Regions from separate parts of the Homo sapiens genome. Here region 1 is linked to region 2. A link is an interaction called in ENCODE POLR2A ChIA-PET data of the cell type or tissue named here. Cell type or tissue: OCI-LY7. All regions are shown on one strand. Links, peaks and the distances in the headings refer to the core of each region. The heading gives the core; the rest is flanking DNA. Region 1 holds the start of LOC124909482 (a long non-coding RNA gene). Region 2 has its middle 24 kb from the start of LINC02012.

Evidence for each region. ChIA-PET counts read pairs that join two places held together with the same protein. Peaks named below come from ENCODE experiments on the same cell type or tissue, not always from the same donor. Only the 100,000 strongest peaks of a DNase experiment are listed, where the experiment ranks them.
Region 1: POLR2A ChIA-PET joins it to region 2 with 10 read pairs; 2 of 35 experiments call an interaction of 5 or more read pairs at or near these places.

The regions. Positions count from the first base shown.
Region 1 is chr3:197,823,203-197,834,420 of GRCh38, forward strand. LRCH3 (leucine rich repeats and calponin homology domain containing 3) reads left to right here. Exons shown (of 21, transcript NM_001365715.1): 5 at 3,676-3,812; 6 at 6,362-6,471; 7 at 7,568-7,661; 8 at 8,995-9,115. It overlaps LOC124909482 (a long non-coding RNA gene), which reads right to left and starts at 8,021. Exons shown (of 2, transcript XR_007096247.1): 1 at 7,835-8,021; 2 at 7,563-7,695. It overlaps LOC105374310 (a long non-coding RNA gene), which reads right to left. Exons shown (of 3, transcript XR_001741090.2): 3 at 8,073-8,152. In OCI-LY7, for the core only: no CTCF peak of the experiment used is centred there; no DNase peak of the experiment used is centred there.
Region 2 is chr3:197,480,164-197,491,381 of GRCh38, forward strand. No RefSeq gene overlaps it. Among named protein-coding and RNA genes, the nearest start is that of LINC02012, 24 kb to the right of the region's middle. RefSeq lists enhancers at 9,797-10,342, 10,343-10,888 and a silencer at 10,075-10,369. In OCI-LY7, for the core only: no CTCF peak of the experiment used is centred there; no DNase peak of the experiment used is centred there.

The DNA of each region.
Region 1 (11,218 bases), core at 1,404-9,403, 340 kb after region 2:
CATGATCCGCCTGCCTCAGCCTCCCAAAGTGCTAGGATTACAGGCGTGAGCCACCGTGCCCGGCCTTTTTTGTATTTTTAGTAGAGACGGGGTTTCACCATGTTGCCCAGGATGGTCTTGATCTCCTGACCTCGTGATCCGCCTGCCTCAGCCTCCCAAAATGCTGGGATTACAGTCGTGAGCCACCGTGCCCAGCCAAGAATCTTAAATAGTGTCGTTCCCCTGCCTCAAACTTCCCTGCACACCAATTTCAATGGCCAAAAGTATGTACCTTCATTAAACTCCTTTGACTCTTTTTTTTTTTGAGATAGGGTCTCACTCTGTTGCCCAGGCTGGAGTGCATGGCGTGACCAGAGCTCACCGTAGCCTCGAACTCTGTGGGCTGAAGCCATCCTCCCATCTGAGCCTTCCAAGTAGCTGGGACTGCAGACATGCACCATCACACCCAGAAAATTTTGTATTGTTTTGTAGAGACAAGGGTCTCACCATGTTCCCCTGGCTGGTCTCCTGGACTCAAGCAATCCACCCACCTCAGCCTCCCAAAGTGCTGAGATTACAGGCATGAGCCACAGTGCCCAGACTGCTGACATATTTCTAACTGATATGTTTTTATAGCTATTGCTGGTTTGGGCAACTTTGACACTTATGTCAGCTTCCTATTGTGATGATAGATGAGGATTTAGTTTCCTTACACTGTCACCATACCATGCCTTTACTGCTTTCCTCCCATCTTCCCAGTGTAGTTTTAGCACAACTTCTGATTAAATTGTTACTCAGTGTTCACATTACTGTAATTATGTAAACATTGTTCCCTGCCAATTCAAGTGATGTACTCTGATTTTATTTCCTTTCTTGTACATGTTTTTTTCTTTTTTTTTTTGAGACAGAGTCTTGCTCTGTCGCCCAGGCTGGAGTGCAGTGGCATGATCTTGGCTCACTGCAGCCTCCGCCTCTCGGGTTCAAGCAATTCTCCTGCCTCAGCCTCCTGAGTAGCTGGAATTACAGGCGCCCGCCACCATGCCCAGCTAATTTTTGTATTTTTAGTAGAGATGGGGTTTCACCATGTTGGTCAGGCTGGTCTCGAACCCCTGACCTCGTGATCCACCCGCCTTGGCCTCCCAAAGTGCTGGGATTACAGGCGTGAGCCACCACGCCCGGCTTTTTTTTTTTTTTTCCCCTGGAGGTAATAGTTTCTTATCTTTTTATATGCTTATTTTTATGTGTGTCTATGGCTAATTCCACCCTCTTTTTCCAGCAGGCTTTCTGGTCAGACCAGATTCTCTATCCCTTTTTTCCCTGCACTTCCACCTCACTGAGCCCTTTTTTTCTCTTCTGATGTGGACTGGCTGTTCTCTAGTATTGCTGCCCAGCTTTTTTTTTTTTTGAGACAGTCTCACTCTGTCACCCAGGCTGGAGTACAGTGGCGCGATCTCGGCTCACGGTAACCTCTGCCCCCCCGTCCCGGGTTCAAGTGATTCTCTGCCTCAGCCTCCCAAGTAGCTGGGATTATAGGAGCCCGCCACCACGCCTGGCTAACTTTTGTATTTTTAGTAGAGATGGGGTTTTACCATCTTGGCCAGGCTGGTCTTGAACTTCTGACCTCGTGATTCACCCGCCTTGGCCTCCCAAAGTGCTGGGATTACAGGCGTGAGCCACTGCACCTGGCCTGCTGCCCAGCTTTCTTTCTTCTGTGTTAAATACTCTGAGTCCTAGACTCTGGATCTTCCTCAGTTACTCCCTGTTTTGCTGGAGGACATCTCCTAGTAGCTTCCCAAGAACACGTCATGGGAGAACATATTTTTGAGACTTCACTGGAAAATAAATGTCTTTATTCTATGTTCCCCCTTGATTGTTTGATTATAAATCCAGGTTGAAAACTATTTTCTTTCAAGACTTTTAAGTGTTTTTTCACTTTCCACTTTCAGTGTTTAAAATTGATGGTTGAAAATCTGATGCCATTCATTCTTAATCCCAGTATTTTGTGACCAGCTTTTGCTCTCTGGAAGATTTTAAGATGGTCCCTGTTTATCTGCTGCTCTGAAATTTTATGTTAATGTGCCATAGCATGAGTTGTTTTAATTTAATGTGCTGGATACTTGGTGGGCCCCTTTCCAAACCAGAGATCCATATCTTCCGTTTTGGGAAATTGTTTTATATCTTTTTTTTTTTTTTTAAATAATTTTCTTTCTTCTGGTTTCTCTGTCCCCTTTTTGAATTATTTTGAATTGGATGTTATTAGACCTCTTTGTTGATCCTCTTTGATTTTTTTTTTTTTTTTTTTTTTTTTTTTTTTTTGAGACAGAGTCTTGCTCTGTCTCCCAGGCTGGAGTGCAGTGGCTCAATCTCGGCTCACTGCAAGCTCCGCCTCCCGGGTTCACGCCATTCTCCTGTCTCAGCCTCCCGAGTAGCTGGGACTACAGGCGCCCGCCACCACGCCCAGCTAATTTTTTGTATTTTTAGTAGAGACGGGGTCTCACCGTGTTAGCCAGGATGGTCTCGATCTCCTGACCTCGTGATCCGCCTGCCTCGGCCTCCCAAAGTACTGGGATTACAGGCTTGAGCCACCGCGCCCAGCTGATTTTTCTTATATTTTTTATTATTCATTTCTGTGTCATTTTGTGTTACCTTATGGTAAAATAGTTCCAACCATTCTTATGAATTTTTAATTGCTACCATTATATTTTTTCATTTCTACAAACTCATTCTGTGATTTTTAAAAAATATTCCTTTTATGTTTCAGTGATTAAAGACCTTCTCTTTCTGAAACTAAAGATAGTCTAGCTTTTCAAAATTTTCTTCTGCTTTCTATAAAATACCTGTTTCTTCTGAGTTCCTTTTTTTGGTTAGTTAGTTGGTTTTGATGTTGGAGATGTCTAAATGTCTGTGGATCATATACTATCTTTATATGGCTGATTAGAAGTTCTCAGTATACTGGGCAGAAATTGTATAATGGTAATTAAACAACAAGCTGTGTATTTTATTAGAAGAAATTCTGTATCATTATATAAAGGCCTTTTATATGGGACTGTGAAGTTTATCCAGAGAAAGAAGCTCCATTTCTTCTTCGTTATTGTGTATATTCTTAAGTACAGCCATTCCTGGGATGAAGTAGGATAGGGTGGGGTGAGAAGGTGCTGAGGTCTTAATGTTAAGTGTGTAGACTTTGACTTAACTCCTCCATTTTTAGCTGGCAACTCCTCCTGACTTTTGTCATCCTATTGTGCCTGGGATCCCTTAGTTCCGAGCATTTTTGATTCAATTTCACTAGAAAATAACTTGCTGATTCCTGGGAACATTGGAGAAGGATAGTGCCCCAGCTGTGTTAGTGGGGGCTGTTGACCCAGGCATTTAACTGTTCTTTATGTAGAGTGTTATCTAATCCTTTTGTTATCCTCACCTTCTTGTGGTATCAGGGCCTCCAGCTTCTGAGACTTTCTGTAGTTCTGAGCGGGTCAAAGCTGCTTTTTATTAGTAATCCTGTCTATAGGCAACTGGATCTCATTTTTACCACTTTGCTACCACTTTTCTCATTTTTACCACTTTGCTACCAGTTAATCACTAAAAGAGAATGGGAGTAAATATCTATGTTAAAATCACATTTAACTAGAAGCTTTGTAAAAATTCTCTAGTTGTAAAACATCATTAATTGTTCATTTCCATTTTACCTTCTTGCAGAGCTGGCGGAGTTGCCTTTGATACGGTTAGACTTCTCATGCAATAAAATTACCACAATCCCTGTTTGTTATCGGAACCTCAGGCACCTACAGACGATCACCCTAGATAACAATCCACTACAATCACCTCCTGCACAGGTAAACCATAGTGGAAGCATCAGGTAAACCATGGTGGAAGCATCAGGTAAACCACGGTGGAAGCATCTGGTGAACCATAGTGGAAGCATCAGGTAAATCATAGTGGAAGCATCAGGTAAACCACAGTGGAAGCATCAGGTAAACCATAGTGGAAGCATCAGGTAAACCATAGTGGAAGCATCAGGTAGACCATGGTGGAAGCATCAGGTAAACCATGGTGGAAGCATCAGATAAATCATGGTGGAAGCATCAGGTAAACCATAGTGGAAGCATCAGGTAAACCATAATGGAAGCATCAGGTAAACCATAGTGGAAGCATCAGGTAAACCATAGTGGAAGCATCAGGTAAACCATAGTGGAAGCATCAGGTAAACCATAGTGGAAGCATCAGGTAAATCATAGTGGAAGCATCAGGCAAATCATAGTGGAAGCATCAGGTAAACCATAGTGGAAGCATCGCATGGACTTTTTTTGGACAAAGGATGAAATTTAAAATTTCATGTACATTTATCATTCGGTTAGAAAATAATTTCTTTTAAAATGGATTCACATACATATGTATTTTTGAGAAGCCTTGAATTAATGGATTAGAAGATAATGTTTCCAGAAGTATTTTTCCTTTCTCTAAATTGGTATTTCTTTTTAAATTGAAGAATTCTTCCCTAAATTTTTTTCTAATAAAATTTTAGTTAATTTCTTAATTTTTTCTTGTAAAATTTTAGTTAATTTCTTTATTTTTTTCTAGTAAAATTTGAGTGTAGACACCATAAATGCTAGAGACAGGCCAGGTGTGGTGGCTCATGCCTGTAATTCCAGCACTTTGGGAGGCCGAGGTGGGCAGATCATGAGGTCAGGAGATCGAGATCATCCTGGCCAACATGGTGAAACCTTGTCTCTACTAAAAATACAAAAATTAGCCGGGTGCGGTGGTGGGCGCCTGTAGTCCCAGCTACTCAGGAGGCTGAGGCAGGAAAATCACTTGAACCCAGGAGGTGGAGGCTGCAGTGAGCTGAGATGGCGCCACTGCACTCCAGCCTGGGCGACAGGGTGAGACTCCGTCTCAAAAAAAAAAAAAAAATGCTAGAGACAGATAAAAATACTCAGCTTTCAGAGCTAAAAACTATCAGTAGATTTCTTTTTCTGATCATTGTTATTATAACCTTCCTAATTCTAAAGTCACAAATTCCTACTTTAGACAGTTTGGTCATTTGTTTACCAGTGACTGAAGTGAAGCTATACAGTAATAATTATAAAGTAGCTTTACATGTAGATGCTGGACATCCTACAACCTAGAAATTTTTGCCAACTCATTATTTTCCCTCAGCTCTTTTATTTTTTTATTTTTTTGTGAGAAGGAGTCTCGCTCTGTTGCCCAGGCTGGAGTGCAGTGGCGCGATCTCGGCTCTCTGCAAGCTCCGCCTCCCGGGTTCACACTATTCTTCTGCCTCAGCTTCCCAAGTAGCTGGGAGTACAGGTGCCTGCCACCATGCCTGGCTAATTTTTTGTATTTTTAGTAGAGACGGGGTTTCACCGTGTTAGCCAGAATGGTCTCAATCTCCTGACCTCATGATCCACCTGCCTCGGCCTCCCAAAGTGCTGGGATTACAGGTGTGAGCCACCGCGCCCGGCCCCCTTAGCTCTTTTTAACTCTGCAGTTTATTGACGATTTTGTACAAGCATATGTTACTCTTTTTTTTTTTTTTTTTTTTTGAGATGAAGTTTTGCTCTTGTTGCCCAGGCCGGAGTGCAATGGTGCGATCTCGGCTTACTGCAGCCTCCGCCTCCTGGGTTCAAGCGATTCTCCTGCCTCAGCCTCCCGAGTAGCTGGGATTACAAGCGCCTGCCACCATGCCCGGCTAATTTTTTGTATTTGTAGTACAGACGGGATTTCACCGTGTTGGTCAGGCTGGTCTTGAACTCCTGACCTCAGGTGATCCACCCACCTCAGACTCCCAAAGTGCTGCAATTACAGGTGTGAGCCACTGTGCCCGGCGGCATATGCTACTCTTTATGGCAACTATAAAACTTTATGAGTAAACTTCCTAACAATAGAAGGGTCTTATAAGCCTCAAGAATTTGTGTTTTGACTTCTGGGACAAGTAGCAACAGAAATATATGTAATGTTTCATGATTTCCTGCTCTTCTCTCTCAAAGCAGAATCAAAAACATAGTTGTATATGATTGTTGGATTCCTAAAAGTAAAAGTTGCTTCATGTAATCTAATGAGGAGAAATGCTTTAAATCTCTGACTATGCAAACTAGTCAGTGTGATAAGTTTACTTGGTATTTGAACAGTATAATCAAAAGTTATTTATTTATATATTACTGAAATGTATTAGTGACTAGAAAATGAAAACATATTTACCAGTTAAACACCTAAAATAACACTTAACCAAATAATATAATTTATTAGTTTTTAAATATTACTGTATGTACTTGATAGAAATGCCTCCCTTTCCCAATGTATGTTACATAAAATGTTGATATGATAAAAAGGAGCATACTTCAGATGAGTAATAATTTGGCTACATCTGTGTGACTTTATTTAGATATGTATAAAAGGCAAAGTCCACATATTTAAATACCTGAACATACAAGCTTGTAAGATTGCTCCAGATCTGCCGGATTATGATAGGAGACCGTTGGGTTTTGGCTCCTGGTAAGTATATTCTGTCCCTTTATCTATCATATTTTTTGTACAGAGAATCAAATAAAATGGATACTTAAATTTGCCTGAATGTTTGACTAAAGGGAAATAACCTGTTTTAACACTGTTATTCTCAGAATGCTTGTATTGTAAAGTTGATTACCTAGATCTGGCAAAGTCTAGTTCTAAGGGTTTCTCAACCTTGGCACTGTTGACATTTTAGATCAGATAATTCTTTGTTGTGATGGGCTGTCCTGTACATTGTAAGACATTTACCAGCATCCTTGGTGTCTGCCCATTAGATAGATGCCAGTAGTACCCTCGCAAAGTCTCCAAATGTCACCTTGGGGCCCTCCAGTTGAAAACTACTGGTCTGAGTGACTTGAACGCTAACTTTAGCTCTGCTGCTGAGGTAACTAGCCGAAGGCAAGTCATTCCTACTTTTTGAGTTTCATTTTTTCTACAAGGAGTCAAGAGTTGGATTTGTTGACCATTAACATCACTTCAGGATCTTTTAATCTATGAGTCCCTCAGCTACACAGCCTGTGACTTATAAGGTCATCTGCTTGGCAGTCCCAACCATCTGGAACAATCTCTTTTTTTTGAAACAAGGTCTTACTATGTTGCCCAGCCTGGTCTCAAACTCCTGAGCTCAAGCATTCCTCCCACCTCAGCCTCCTGAGTATGGAGCAGTCTTAAGTAGCAAGAATTAAATTCTTAGGCCTTTAAACAAGCAGGATAGATGTTTCAGTCAAAGTGAAGTAATGTTTATGGACTTTACTCAAAAGAGAACCTCTCAGGCCTTCTCTTGAACCTCTCAAATTTTGCTTAAAAGCACAGTCCTAGTAAACTCGCCTCATTGGACGAACAAGAATTGCAGAGGTGTGATTGTTTTGAAGCTGGATAATAATGAGTACATGAGGTCTCATGCTATTCTGTTTGCTTTGTTTCTATTTGGAATTTTTCATATTAAAAAATTAAAGCCCATTTAGTTCTAATAGTTAAGTGACTGCCACATTTCTTGTTTTTTAGAAAATTGATCTGTTTAATTTCAAATTTTAATTGTTAAAATAACAAACTTTGCAGTAACAGAGTCTCTTTTCGGCAGCCATGAAGAACTGTACTCAAGTCGCCCTTATGGAGCCCTTGATTCAGGCTTCAATAGTGTGGACAGTGGTGATAAGAGATGGTCAGGGAATGAAGTAAGTGTTTTTTATGTTCCGTGTGTTATAACACCTGATTAAGAGAAAACAGAATGATGAAAATGAAAAGCGTCTTAACTGGATTCAGTTTCTCACTACATAAAATACAGAAAAGTCAAGGTGGAGGCAAGATTCCCACCCTCTCCAGCAGAATTGGCATTCTGCGTCCTTACCGGCTTTCTGTCACGTGGATTTCCGCCTGTTTCCTCATTGCCTCATGGAAATAGTTTCATATCATAGAAAGGCAAACAGGAGCTGAGCCAGTTGAAACTGAAGCCTACAATCTGAGGTGGGGGGTAATCTCGAGCAGAGGTGCTAGATGGTGAGAAAACAAGTAGGACTTTCGGCTGATGGGTAGAGACAAGGACCTTAGTAAAGAGTATTCATGTGCTCAAGAGGAATAACTTCCTGGCTAATTCTGTCGTTTTTCTCGTTTTTAAATTATTGATATTATGTTTTCTGCTCTTAAAAATTACTGTGTCCACAGAGGTCTACAGAAGAAAAAAAGTAAAAAAATAAATAAAAATTACTAATGTGTAATATTTTAGCTATGCATTAAGTTATTAAGTAAACTTTTGTTAGCAAGACTGATAACCTACTATTTATAACATTGTTTTACTGTGAATTGAAACCAAATTAATTTTAGACCACATCCCATTTGAAATTTGGAATTACTTGTGTTTGTATGTCTTGGTGGGTGGGTTCATAAATGTGGCTGTATCAATACAGATATATATGTAGATATTTTAAATCTATATATATATAATTTATGGAGTCATGAATCTTTTATATTTTTTGAGACAGAGTCTTGCTCTTTCACCCAGGCTGGAGTGCAGTGGCACGACCATGGCTCAAGCAGTCCTCCCACCTAAACCTCCTGAGTAGCTGGGACTACAGGCTTATGCCACCATGCCTGGCTAATTAAAAAAAATTTTTTTTTAGAGACATGCTCTCCCTATATTGCCCAGGCTAGTCTCAAACTCCTGGGCTTGTCATTCCCATCTTGGTCTCCCAAAGTGTTGGGATTATAGGCATCAGCCACCACTCCAGACCAGATTTTTATTTTTTTGAAATAGGATCTCGCTTTGTCGCACAGGCTGGAGTGCAGTGGTGGAATCCTGTCTCATTGCAGCCTCGAACTCCTGGGCTGAAGCGATCGTCTCGCCTCAACATCCCAAGTATTAGGATTACAGGCATGTGTGAGCACATCTAGCTAATTTACTCCTGGCCTCAAGTGATCCTCCTGCTTTGGTCTCCCAAAGCGCATGGATTACAGGCATGATCTGCCAGGCTCTAAAATGATTGTTTTTAATGTTTCTGCTTCTTTTTTAAGCCTACAGATGAATTTTCAGATCTGCCTCTTCGAGTAGCAGAGATTACTAAAGAACAAAGACTACGAAGAGAAAGCCAGTACCAAGAGAACCGCGGCAGTTTGGTAGTAACAAACGGCGGAGGTAAACATAATTCCGGTGACAGCTAAAGTGTTTGCAACCATTTAACTTTTTAAAGTTGTCTTTTTCATACCCACTCCTTTTGTTGGTGTATCTATAGCTTCTTCACTCTTCTTTTAAAGACTTCTTTTCATATATGATTGAAAAATACTATTTTCCATTGGGATGAAACTATGATTTCTGGTTTCAGTCAGAGTTAAAATACACTATTTCTCCCTTGTTTTTATTTTGGGAGGAAACTTTATTAGAGACAGTACACCTGGAGCAGATCTTTGTTAATCTGGATTTAATCACGACCTTTTGAAGTAACATTCTCCCTTTTTAAGATTCTTGCTGTGGTCATTATTTGATCTCTTTTAGGAATTTAGTCCTTTTTTTTTTTTTTTTCAGTGTTTACCTTTTCTTCACCTGGAATTGTCAGATGCTCTTCAAAGTCATCTGAATCACAGTTTTCCTTATTCTGACATTAAAAAATTTGTAGTTCATTAGCAAGCAGCACTCTCTCTACTTGCTTATACTTCCGAAGCAGACTCTTGATTTTCGCATTCAATTCTGTATTGCTTGAATTGGTTTGAATTTAATGTTTAATGTTTAATTTCATATTTAAATTTTGAGGGCCAGTTATAATGGAAAATAACTTTGATTTTCCAGAAACCTATTGCTTATCCGAGGAGAGCTTTCATTTCTCAGTGACGATTTCAATTAAATGGTTTGCTGTCCTTTTCCTTACCATCTTAGATTCTTTACTCCTGTCGTTACCATTTCATTTACATTTCAGTAGTTGTCTTTTAAGTGTTTCTCTCATATGAGGTATCTTTCTCCATCAGTTTATTTAAGACTTAAAATAATGTTGAGATCTGTGCCGGTATGATAGCCACTAGCCACATGTGATAATTATTGAGTATTTGAAATGTGTTTTTTTAGGCTGGGCGTGGTGGCTCACGCCTGTAATCCCAACACTTTGGGAGGTTGAGGCGGGTGGATCACTTGAGGTCAAGAGTTTGAGACCAGCCTGGCCAACATGGTGAAACCCCATCTCTACTAAAAACCGAAAAAAAAAAAAAAAAAAAAAAAAAAGCAGGGCATAGTGGCATATGCCTGTAATCCCAGCTACTCGGGAGGCTGAGGCAGGAGAATCACTTGAACTCGGGAGGTGGAGGTTGCAGTGAGCCAAGATCACGCCACTGCACTCCAGCCTGGGTGACAGAATGAGACTGTATCTCGAAAAAAAATCAGAAATGTGGTTTTTCCAAATTGATATGTATTGTAAGTATAAAATACACATCAGATTTTGAAGACTTCCTTTGAAAAAAAGCGTGTAAAATAGTAATATTTTGCATTGATTATATGTTGAAGTGATATTTAGACATATTAGACAATGTAAAATATTAAAGTTAATGCTGCCTCTTTTACTTTAAAAAATATGGCTACTAGAAAATTTCAAACGACATATGTGGTTCACCTTCATGGCTTGTGTTATTTTTCTCTTTGGCCACACTGGTCTAGATTGGATGAAGAAGTAAAGTTACTTTCTTCAGAAATCGTCTTAATATAAACCATTAATTTAGTCAGAAAAGTTTTAGCACATTTAAAAAATGCATTTATGTACCTGGTTTCTAATGTGGATGTAAACTTAGAACCTTTTCATCTTTTTTAGCTATTAATAAAACTCTAATAACTCAAAATTCAATTTTATATTAATTGTAGTCACAGAATTATTTGTCAATAATTGAGTCAGAAGACTAAATTGAGAAATAGGCTTCCCCAAGTTCACTGTTCCAGCAACTGCGATTTTTAGGCAGCCTGTAGAACGTCATGAAGTAACAGGTTGTGGTTTAATGCATCTCTGGAAAAACTATCTTAGTAGGAAGTTTTTTTTTCTAGTGTGCCATTTTAAGTAGTTGTTTCATTACTTTTAAACTTAAAAATAATGGGGGATTCCCAAACTTAGCAGATGAACAAGATGTGGCTAAAAATAATTTATATACGTCTCCTCACCCTAAAGCATTTTGAGAAGAAGAAACTCCTCAAATGAATCCCTTCCCATCCATAAACTATTATAAAATATCTACATTGCTGACCTCTAGCAGATAGTTTTCCAAATAG
Region 2 (11,218 bases), core at 1,486-9,485:
GGCATGATGGCACGCATCTGTAGTCCCAGCTACTCAGGAGGCTGAGGCAGGAGGATCTCCTGAGCTCAGGAATTTTAACTTAAAAAAAAATTTATTTCTTGCAGTTGTAGAGGTTAGATGTTGGAAATCAGGGTGTTGGTGGAGCCATCCCCTCTCTGAAGCCTCTAGGGTAGGATACTTCCTTGTCTCTTCTAGCTTCTGGTAACTGCAGGCTTTCCTTGGCTTGTGGCAGCATAAATCCCATCTCTGCCTCCATCTTCATATGGCAATCTTCCCTCTGTATGGATGGCTCTGTCCCTTCTCCTCTTCTTATGAGGACGCCCAACCATATTGGAGTCAGGCCCGCCCTGCTCCAGCATTACCTCATCTTAACTTGATTACATTGGCAAAGACTGTATTTCCAAATAAGACAAATTCACAGGTACCAAGAGTTAGGGCTTTTGGCGGGGATACAACTCAACCCATAATAATGTAGCATAGTAGACCTCAAAAACCATTTTAGAAATGAAGGAACAGTTTCAGTCAATAAAAATACAGTGAGCTCACTTCCAGAGCAGCAAATACAAGAACTTGGGGCTCAACATGCAGGTAGAAGGAAGACTGAGACTGTATAAAGCCTAAGCAACTCACTGGAAAGGGACATCCAAAGTAACCAGTTATTTGGCATTGCACGATTTTTTAGGCTCTTAGAACTGAATTTAAAATTTTTCCTAGTGATCTCAAAACACTAGCCATCAAGGCAGCCTGTAGCTTATAAATGCCTCTAACGATACCCTGTCTTTGGCTCTTCACAGAGGAGTGGGCATGTGTAATGGCTGAAGATACAAAAATGCTGAGAAATGATGTGACTTTCCTAGGAAATGGCAGGGCTGGGATGGGGACCCAAGCTAGGCTGACTCCAGAACTTGGGTATTCAGAAAGGAAAGTGATTCTATACATAGATTCCATTAAACACACACACACACACACAAACACACACACACACACTACAAAAAAAGACTCTGTGATGAGGACCCTGTCACAGAACCCAAGAAGGATGAAATCTCAGGGGTGAGATTAAGTCTCAAATGACTTTAAGACAAAGCAGAACGTCCTAAGAGTGTCGCCACAAGTTCTAATGAAACTCAGATATGGGACTGTAAGTCTGTCTAGCTATGACCCTTAGGGAGAGCTTCATGGCAAAGGAAGGTGCGGAGTGGGGGAGGGAGATCTCTTTGATCTGGGTCTGGAGGGGAAAATGCAAATTTCACAGGTGAAAATGCATTCTGAGAAGAGGAAATAGCTTGAGCAAAGGAGATAGAAAGGATAAGATATATTTAGAAATATGGGGAACAGAGGAAAACATGGGCAAAAAGTGAGTTGGGACCATCAGCTGATTCTTCATGAGGACCCTTTAATGGGAGTAACACTGGTTTGGGGTTCCAGCCCCAGCTCAGGTCCCCCCGCCCTGGGCCTCTGGGCCTGTTTTCTCATCTGTAAATGAGAGCGTTTCCCAAAGATGCTAAGTGGGGCCTCATGTTCTTCAGAAAAGCTGCTTTAATAGGTTTTCCCATTCAACTGCCTGGTAAGACTTCATCTTAATGGCTGGCCAGGTGCGGTGGCTCACGCCTATAATCCCAGCACTCTGGGAGGCCAAGGTTGGTGGATCACCTGAGATCAGGAGTTCGAGACCAGCCTGGCCATCATGGTGAAACCCCCATCTCTACTAAAGATACAAAAAATTATCGAGGCATGGTGATATGCACCTGTAATCCCAGCTACTCGGGAGGCTGAGGCAGGAGAATCGCTTGAACCTGGGAGGCGGAGGTTGCAGTGAGCCGAGATCGTGCCATTGCACTACAGCCTGGGCAACAAGAGCAAGACTTAAAAAAAAAAAAGAAAGAAAGAAAAGAAAAAAAAGAATGGTTTTCATGCCTTAGAAATGTCTAAAAGCCATTGGTCTCAATAAACAAATTCCCTCTAACTGTATAATCCTATTTCTTTCTGCTGTAGGCCTGAGCGTTTGTCTGGTTTGTTATTCAAATGAAGCATGACTCATTTAGGATTTACCAGCTTGCTCCGAATTGTCTGTGGCTGTATTAAGTCATTTGACCTGTTTCCAGTGGAAAATCCATTTTTATTTACATCCTTAGGTGAAAGAGCCTGATGGGGCCAAAAGAGTGCTAGGGAGCAAGTCCGAAGCCCTGGCTCCGTGCTGTGATAACAAACATCATTCATAAAGAAGTATAGACCAAAGAATATTTGAATACATGCTAACTAGCAACACCATCTTGGGCAAGCCTCCTTGTCTCTCTGACCCATCCCTCAAATGGGAACAATGCCTACCTGGTCTGCCTCACAGCATTTCTGTGAGACTCATATGAGAGAATGCATCTGAAAGTTCTTTACAAACCGTAGAGGGTGGTGCTAGGGGAATCAAGGCTTGGGAGAGCAGCTCTCCTGGTCGACTGTGGCGGGGCAGTTTGAGACCTCGGGAAGTGACTGATTTTCTCCAACAGCATTTCTCGGCTTGCGTGTTTGAAAGAATAAGCAAGAAACAATTAATGCATCTGCTGCCTTTCTTAGATGTTTCACCTCACCCCAAGTCCCGTCTAGCCTTCTCAAGGTCACTGAAATGAAGCTTTGTCATGAAAACTGGCAGAAACCTACTAGAAAGAGCCCTGGCCAAGATAAACCCCAGGAGAGACAGAGGCAGAAGGTCTCTCGTAGCTTCCGCAGATGTTGATCAGTTCCTCACATCATTTGGCCAAGGAATGAACGGGCATAATTTATGCTGCAGTTTAAGGAAGCACTGATTCTTCCATCGAACTTATTCACTGTCAGTTCATCTATTTACCAAAACTTAACCGAATGACATCTCCCTCTTGAGCCCAAACCACCATCCCTACCAGTTTTTCTAACCTTGCATTGCTAGAGCTATTTCTCAGGTGATTTCAATATGCTAGTCTTCTCAGTGAAAGAATTGAAACAGGCCAGGTGCAGTGGCTTGTGCCTGTAATCCCAGCACTTTGGGAGGCCAAGGCAGGTGGATCACCTAAGGTCAGGAGTTTGAGAGCAGCCTGGCCAACATGGTGAAACCCCGTCTCTACTAAAAATACAAAAATTAGTCAGGCGTGGTGGTGCATGCCTGTAATCCCAGCTACTCAGGAGGTTGAGGCAGGAGAATCTCTTGAACCTGGGAGGTGGGGGTTGAAATGAGCCGAGATTGAGCCATTGCACTCCAGCCTGGATGACAGAGCAAGACTCTGTCTCAAAAAAAAAAAAAAAAAAAAAAAAATTGAAACATCAAGAGATTGCAGCACTAGCTGGGCTGTCAAACCGGAATGACAGAAAAAATGCCTTTGTCCAAACACAATCCAACGTTCTCCATCTTATGGAAGCTACATCCCTTAGCCTGGCTGAAAGTGGCTCCAGTCTGGCCTCATTCAGGAGGCAGCAAGGACTGGTGGAAAAAACCCTGAGCTTGAGCTTGTCTCTTCTGCTCTTTATGCCTCAGTTTCCCTTCTGGTCCAATAATGAGGTTGAACTAGTCCTGCTATAAAGCTTCACTCATTTTCTGAGGTGGCGGTGGGGCTGAGGTGTAACACTGGGGTAGGAAGGAAGCTGAAAGGATACAGCAGTTCTGCTTTTAGCAGGTTGACACATTCTGAGTAGAGTTTCCTTTGGCAAAGGATTACTGTGCTGATTAAAAAATGCTTAAAAAACACAGGCCTGGCTGGGCATGGTGGCTCATGCCTGTATTCCCAGCACTTTGGGAGGCCGAGGCGGGTGGATCACCTGAGGTCAGGAATTTGAGACCAGCCTGGCCAACATGTTGAAACCCCGTCTCTACTAAAAATATAAAAATTAGCCAGGCATGGTGGTGGGCACCTGTAATCCCAGCTACTCAGGAGGCTGAGGCAAGCGAATCACCTGAACCCAGGAGGTGGAGGTTGCAGTGAGCTGAGATCTTGCATTGCACTCTAGCCTGGGAGACAAGAGTAAAACTCCATCTCAAAGAAAAAGCAAATCAAACAAACAAACAAAAAAAAACCATAGGCTTTTACCTGATGACTCTGAGGCTGCCCTAACAACTTTCCTTCCCTCTACCCTTGCGAGAAAACGTGTGTATTCTTACTGCAGTGACTTTACTCGAAACTCCCATCCCAGCACGTAATGCTCAAACTCCAGTTCCAGCCTCATCTCCTCCAAAAGCCAACGTGCCCATGAGGCTCTTCTCTGCTTCTTCTAACAACCCACTGGTTATACCAGGAGCCATGCCTGCCTTAGAGTGCCTTGTGCTGGGTGCCTCAAATGTCCCCCTACTTCCCCAACAAGATCATGAGACTGCTGCGGCAGGGACCCAGCTTGGGTCCGGCACTAATTGAGGACACAGGGATACCCAGTGAGTGACTGGATGTTGCAGAAGGCCACATCACTGACAGGGCCCTGAAGCTGAAGGTTGTTTAGAAGAGGGTCATACCCAACTCGGAGCCCCTCCCCATTTCCAAAGTGGGGACTGTGCAAAGAGCAGAGAGCAGGTGAATTCCCAGAGCTGGTAGAAAGTGGAGCGGGGTCTAGGACAACGCAGAATGATCCAGACGGGCTCGGCTCCCTTAATAGCTCCCCAATACCCTCTGTCCCTACTCCCAGCATGCTTTGGGTAGGCTCCATTGCCTCAGGGATTTACATAGGTTCCCTCTCCTCCTCTCTCTTCCAGTCCAGCCATTCCCTCCTGTGAAGAGACCAGATCCTGCCTCTGATCTGTCTCTGTCCCTGACACTGGACGAGATTGAGTGGGTCCCCTCTGCTCTCTGGCCCTCAGCTTCCCAGGTCTTTTCCAGAAACCTGCCACCCCATTGCATGAATGCCTTGCTAGGGTGGCCTGTTAGGTCGATCCTGCCTGTACCCTGGGGGCCTCACCATTGACTCTCCCGGGCTCCGCTCCCTGTGGGGCCATTCCCCACCCCTGGGTCCTGCCAGCCACAGATGCTGAGCTCCAGTTTTCTTATCTGTAGAAGGCCAGCATCCCAGCCCTGATACTCTGAGATCCACTCAATTCAAAAGGATCTTGAATCTGCTCTGTAATGCTCTCAGCACATTAGACCACCTGTTCCCAGCCTGAGTGGATATCCCAGGCTTAGCACCCCCGGCAGGAGAGTTGAGACAAAGACAATCTTGGCTTCTCTGATATCGTTCACATTACAGACCAGGGGAGCCTGCTCTGGAACAGCAGATGCCTTGGGGTCTGATGGTATCAGTGACACTTTCTGGGAAATAGACATAATCAGCCTGACCCGCAAAAGAACATCCACTAGAGCTGGGTGCTGAGGGGGACAGTGGCCAGCATGCCTCCACTGTCGGGGGACGTCTGCAGTGTGACCTTGGAAAGAACCCACTCCCTCTTTCCCTCCTTTTCTCTCATTCACAAACATTTATTGAGCATTTCCATGGGCCAAGCCCTCTGCTAGGACTTCGGGCTTCGAAAGCATAGTCCTTGCCCTAGAGAGCCTTGTAATCTAATTGGAGAAGCAGAAATACGAACCTGTAACTATAGTATTTTCCCCCCGCCAAACCCCAGTTTTCTCAATTCAAGTGTTACTCTGTGATACTGTCAGCACATTAGAGCACCTGTTCCCACCAGTTCTGCTGAAGTGGCAGGCCACAGTCAGCAGGTGACCCGCAAAGAAGAGTTAGTGATAAATGATGACTTGAATGGCATTGAGAGCGGTCCACAGTGTGGCTTGCTATGGCCAACAGACTGCTGTGGTTTGGTTCTTGCTCTCCAAATTTCCATTCCCTCAGCTACTGCCACCAGCAAAGCACTCGAAAGCTGTAAAGATTATTTTCAGCATGTCCAGGGGCTCTAAGAGAGACCAGGTGAAAGACAGATTATACTGTTGGTACTAGAGCCAGCACGAAACTCAAGCTCCTCTGATTGTTGGTCCAGGCTCTCTACAGCCCCACCGACTCCACATCCTTCCCTTCCTTGGCTAGAAATTGAGGAATATGAAATACATGTCTGGGTGAATAACAGGCTGTCAGGTTAAAACTGTTCCACAGGATTTCAAACGACCTGGAATTAGGTGGCCTGGGGTAGTACTTAACTAATGTTTTTCTGGCTGGTGGAAAATCTCAGATGTTAGTTGGGCAATTCCTTCCTTTTTTTTTTTTTTTTTTTTTTGAGATGGAGTCTTGCTCTGTCACCAGGCTGGAGTGCGGTGGCACGATCTCGGCTCACTGCAACCTCCGCCTCCCAGGCTCAAGCAATTCTCCTGCCTCAGCCTCCTGAGTAGCTGGTACTACAGGCACATGCTACCACACCCAGCTAATTTTTGTATTTTTAGTAGAGATGAGGTTTCACCATGTTGGCCAAGATGGTCTCAATCTCTTGACCTTGTGATCTGCCCGCCTCAGCCTCCCAAAGTGCTGGGATTACAGGCGTGAGCCACCGTGCCCGGTGAGAATTCCTTCCTTTCACATCCACATCTTTCTCTGTCTCACACATGCCCCATACTAGCCATCCTCCTTCCTCTCTGTTTCTCAAATTGAAACACAATTAAGGACAAAGAAAATACTCAGGTTATTGGACACATTTGCAAATCTTCACAATCCCACAGAGGGCCTTTAGCCCCCGATGAGAACCAGTGGCATAATAACCCCTCTTGGGAACCAGCGTCATTCTCCCGATTCTCTGTTATGCATCAGTCTTGGTCACCTTTCTTTTCTTTTCTTTTTCACGCTTGTCTCTGCTTGGTATCCTCTAGAATTTGGTTTTCAATGTCCTTGCCTTACATTTGCAACATCTTCAGAGAAAGTGGTCCTAGCCCATCCCAGCTCCCACAGGCTGGTATTTCTAGTTTCCTGGCCAAGGAGGGCACACCTTTCAGGTACACAGAGATACAAAGGCTGCCAAATATTTCTCATTGCATTGTTTAGCTGGAGTATCTCAGGCCAGAGACAGGGACATGACCAGGCAAACTTCAGAGGAAGTTGTGAAGCTGTGAGAGGTCTTGGAATAAAAAAATGGATCTAGAGCTCTTCTATTGCTGAATGGGCCATGTGACTGCTGCCCATTCTATCAAAGTGGAAGCCAAACCAGTCCCTTCCCTTAGAGCTTCCATAGATGAGAGGGTACAGGGAAGCAGGAGGGATGGGGTTGTTTTTACTCTTGCACACCAGCTAAATATCAGCGCTGGTCTCCAGAGTAGAGAAGCCGTCTACGAGAGACTTCCAGGGTATCTGTGCTGTCTCTGATACCAAAGCATCCGGGCACGGCACAGCAGCTCATGCCTATAATCCCAGAACTTTAGGAGGCCGAGGAGGGCAGACGGTAGCTCACGCCTATAATCCCAGAACTTTAGGAGGCCGAGGAGGGCAGATTGCTTGAGCCCAGGAGTTCGAGACAAACCTGGGCAATGTGGCAAAATCCTATCTCTACAAAAAATATAAAAATTAGCCAGGTGCGGTGGCGCGCGCCTGTAGTCCCAGCCACCTGAAAGGCTGAGATGGGAGAATTGCTTGAGCCCAGGAGGCAGAGGTTGCAGTGAGTGGTGATCCCGCCACTGCACTCCAGTCTGGGCGACCGAGTGAGACCCTGTCTCAAAAACAAACAAACAAAAAATGTAGTTCGACCCACAAAATATCTCAAGATTGTATTTGATTGGCTTTAGCTTGGGAATCAACTTTCATCTTCAATGGCACTGCTGTTTTGCAGGACAGCTTTTGACTCGACATAGAACAATATCCAGCAGTTTCTTCCTGACATTGCTGGATGAACACTGAGGCACATGATGAATTGTTGTGCTGAGAAACTCTGAGATGTTGCATGGGTCACGGCTGCTGTGAGAGTGACTCACAGAAGCCCAGACCTGCCTGGGAGGCAGGAAGGGCAGCATTGAGGGACTGACGGGCCCTGGGCCATGACAAACAGAAGCAGATGGGATGAGGCCCACAGGGACATTGTGTCATTCACTGGGTGACCTGAGCATTACCAGAGGCAGACGAGACTGCCAGGAAGAGCACTGTTCTCTCATCTGGTGGGTTTGCAAACCTTTTTCTTTTACTATTTTCTTAAAAGAAACCTCTTCTGAATTCTGTCTGTGGCTTTGGTTGGGATCCAGCCAAGCTTTAGTTTAAAAATAAGACATATTACATTGTTACGGAATTATCAAGCTTTGGTCAACGTCGACATCAACATCATTAGCAAAACATGATTCAGGTGTTCGGCTGGGCAGACCCTCGCACATGGCAATCTAAATGAATAAGCACACTTCCTTCTCATTTTTGAGAATGTAGCTGAGAAGCAAAAATGAATACTGATGTGGATGAAAATGTAAAAGGCTTGCAGACACATACCGTGCACACCAAATTTCGGCACACAACATTAAGAAGGAATAAAAGGTAAGGTGCCTGATCCTTCGTCACACGTGTACCCACCTGATGGCATGCTGATGCCCATCAGTTGAGGTCGGTGGCGAGAGAAGGGTGGATTTGAAGGGTCATTTCAAATTCTTCTGAGTCAAAGTGGCCTAGACCAGGAGCCCCCGAGCAGAGACCATGGCTTTTAATTTTGAATCTTCACCATCCAACCCGGGGCCGAGTAGCTAGGCAGTAGTTTGATTGTAGTAACTCTTATCTTACTGTCATTATAATCTCTGCTGTTGAATGTCCCTGCATCACCTTCTAACTACCCCACCATACGAGGCTGTCATAAATGAGGGTTGATACTCACAGGTGTCTTCAGCTTGTCTCATTTTGTGGGAAGTGCACCATATCACTGTTCTGGAAGCTTTTTTCTCCAGAATTCCATAAGCTGGAACAACTATTTATGAACCTCATTTATAAGAGATGACAGTTGCCAGTAGTACAATGAAATACATGCTGTGAGAAAATGAAGTGTTCTAATCAATTAAACATACGTACAAGGCAGAATGAACTTTTATATCCCTCTAACCGGTACCCCAGTCCCCTGGCCTTTCCTGGGGCCTATGATAAGCCAAAGCTAGGCCAGCTCAAAGGAGAGGGAGAGTAGCGATTCTGTAAGAATATCCATACACAGGAACTGCGCCAAGGGGAGGCCAGCTGGACAGAGAGCAAGGTTAGCCTGCCTTCTAAAATCCACCGGCCTGCTTCTCCCACCGGCCCCCAGCACAGTTCCTGCCCAGGTAAAGCAGAACCCAATGTGACCAAAAGCCTGACCTGGACCCAAGGCATGGCCTGGGAGTGGGAGCAGTAGGTTGAGGAGGTCCGAAGGGGCAGGAATTGGGGTGTGGGTGGGGAGTGAAAGGAGAGAAGGCCAAATGTGGGGGGAGGCCCTCAGGCCAAGCTGGAAGGACCTGGGGCTGAGGAGTGCCCAGGGATTCCCCGACTGGACCCCTGACCTTCCCATACTCTGACTGGGAAGACACAGTGCAATCTTTTCTTCGAGACAGAGTCTCGCTCTGTCACCCAGGCTGGAGTGCAGTGGCGTGATCTCAGCTCACTGCAAGCTCTGCCTCCTGGTTCAAGCGATTCTCCTGCCTCAGCCTCCCGAGTAGCTGGATTACAGGTGTGTGCTACCACACCTGGCTAATTTTTGTATTTTGGGTAGCAACAGGGTTTCACCATGTTGGCCAGGCTGGTCTCAAACTCCTGACCTCGTGATCCGCCCATCTCGGCCTCCCAAAGTGCTGGGATTACAGGCGTGAGCCTCCGCGCCCAGCCCGACACAACTCAATCTTGAAGGGCTGTTTTGTACATCCTTCTGGATGCAATGGTGCATGGATAGGCTAAGAGTACACTTGTGTTATAAATTGAAAACCACTGCTCCCGTCCACTCTTCAGATGGACGTTCTGGGTTTGTTTTACATGTGTTTTTCCTTTCTTTCATAAAAGAAAAGGAATCATGTTGTCATCAGTTTTTTAAAGTTTGTCCCCAGCTCCCTCTACTTTTTCTGTGTCTGATGGGGGCCAGCCAGTCACAAGGACCTCACCATACTAGCAGGGTGCGGCCTTCTAAATGGGCATTTGTGAAGCTCTGGGTGCTGGCTGGGCGGGGCAGGGTCAGAGAAATGCAAAGTATTCCAGGCATTAGCCCCGGAATTTACTCCCAGCCTCTCCTCTGCCCACATCATAGCCCCACCAGGCTGCAGTCTTCTCCCCTTGGATCAGAAGGTGCCCCAAGGCCTCTCTTGGAGATTTTACCCTGTTGGCTCATCAGGAGAGAGGAAGAGAGGCTAGGATCAGAGGAAATGCCTAATGAATTACCATGAGGAAAGAAGAAGCAGAATGTGAGCAGCTGCCTCTGCTGGTTAGGTCCAGAGAAAAGATGTTTCTGGATCTATGATTTAGGTGGGCAGGCAAGCAAGCAATAGGAGAGCCCGCAGCCAGGGGAGAGAAAACTCCTGGGAGTTTCTGCTTTCTGAAGCCGGGGGCAGTTTGCCCAGCCAGGCTGGAGGTGATGCCAGAGGGCCTCGATTTGGGGGTGCCACCTCCTGAGTACAGCAAATGGACCTGACACCCTCAGTGAAGTCAAGATAAGAGGAAGGCTGGATGCCAAATGGGGACAAAGGATTAAAATAGGCTTTGGGGGCTGTTCTAACCCAAGGAGAGGAAACACGAGAGAAAAAAACATCCCTGAGTGACAGCCCCACAGATTCCCAGAAGTGGGATGGGAGTGGAGAGGGCTCATTATAAGCTGTTCCTTTTGCAAACCTGGGTGAGCTGCTAGAGCTTCTAGAGAACGAACATCCCAGGACATCTGGAATGAAGTGGGCGTGGGGAGACCCTATGATATCAACTCCACTGACAAATTGCAGTTTACCAAGCATGGTCAAAACCAGCATCCCACAGCACGTGACAACGGTCCTGGGGCAGTGTCATCATCACGCTGCACCTGTTTTACAGATGAGGAGACTCAGACATGTGCGAGGACTTGGCCTGCATAGGTGGGCTTCAAAGAGAGGTGTGAGGACCACTGGTCAGTACGAGGTGATTTCGTGCTGCAAGGGTAAATTATTATGCTAATAGACACATATTTACTGTAATGAGCTTTTAAAAATATAATTAGAACCACGAAACCTGTGATTTCAAGGATACTGTTATTTTTTTTTTAGGCAGTCTTGCTCTGTCACCCAGGCTGGAGTGCAGTGGCGTGATCTCAGCTCACTGCAGTCTCTGCCTCCTGGGTTCAAGCGATTCTCCTGCCTCAGCCTCCCGAGTAGCTGGAATTACAGTTGTGTGCCACCATGCCCAGCCA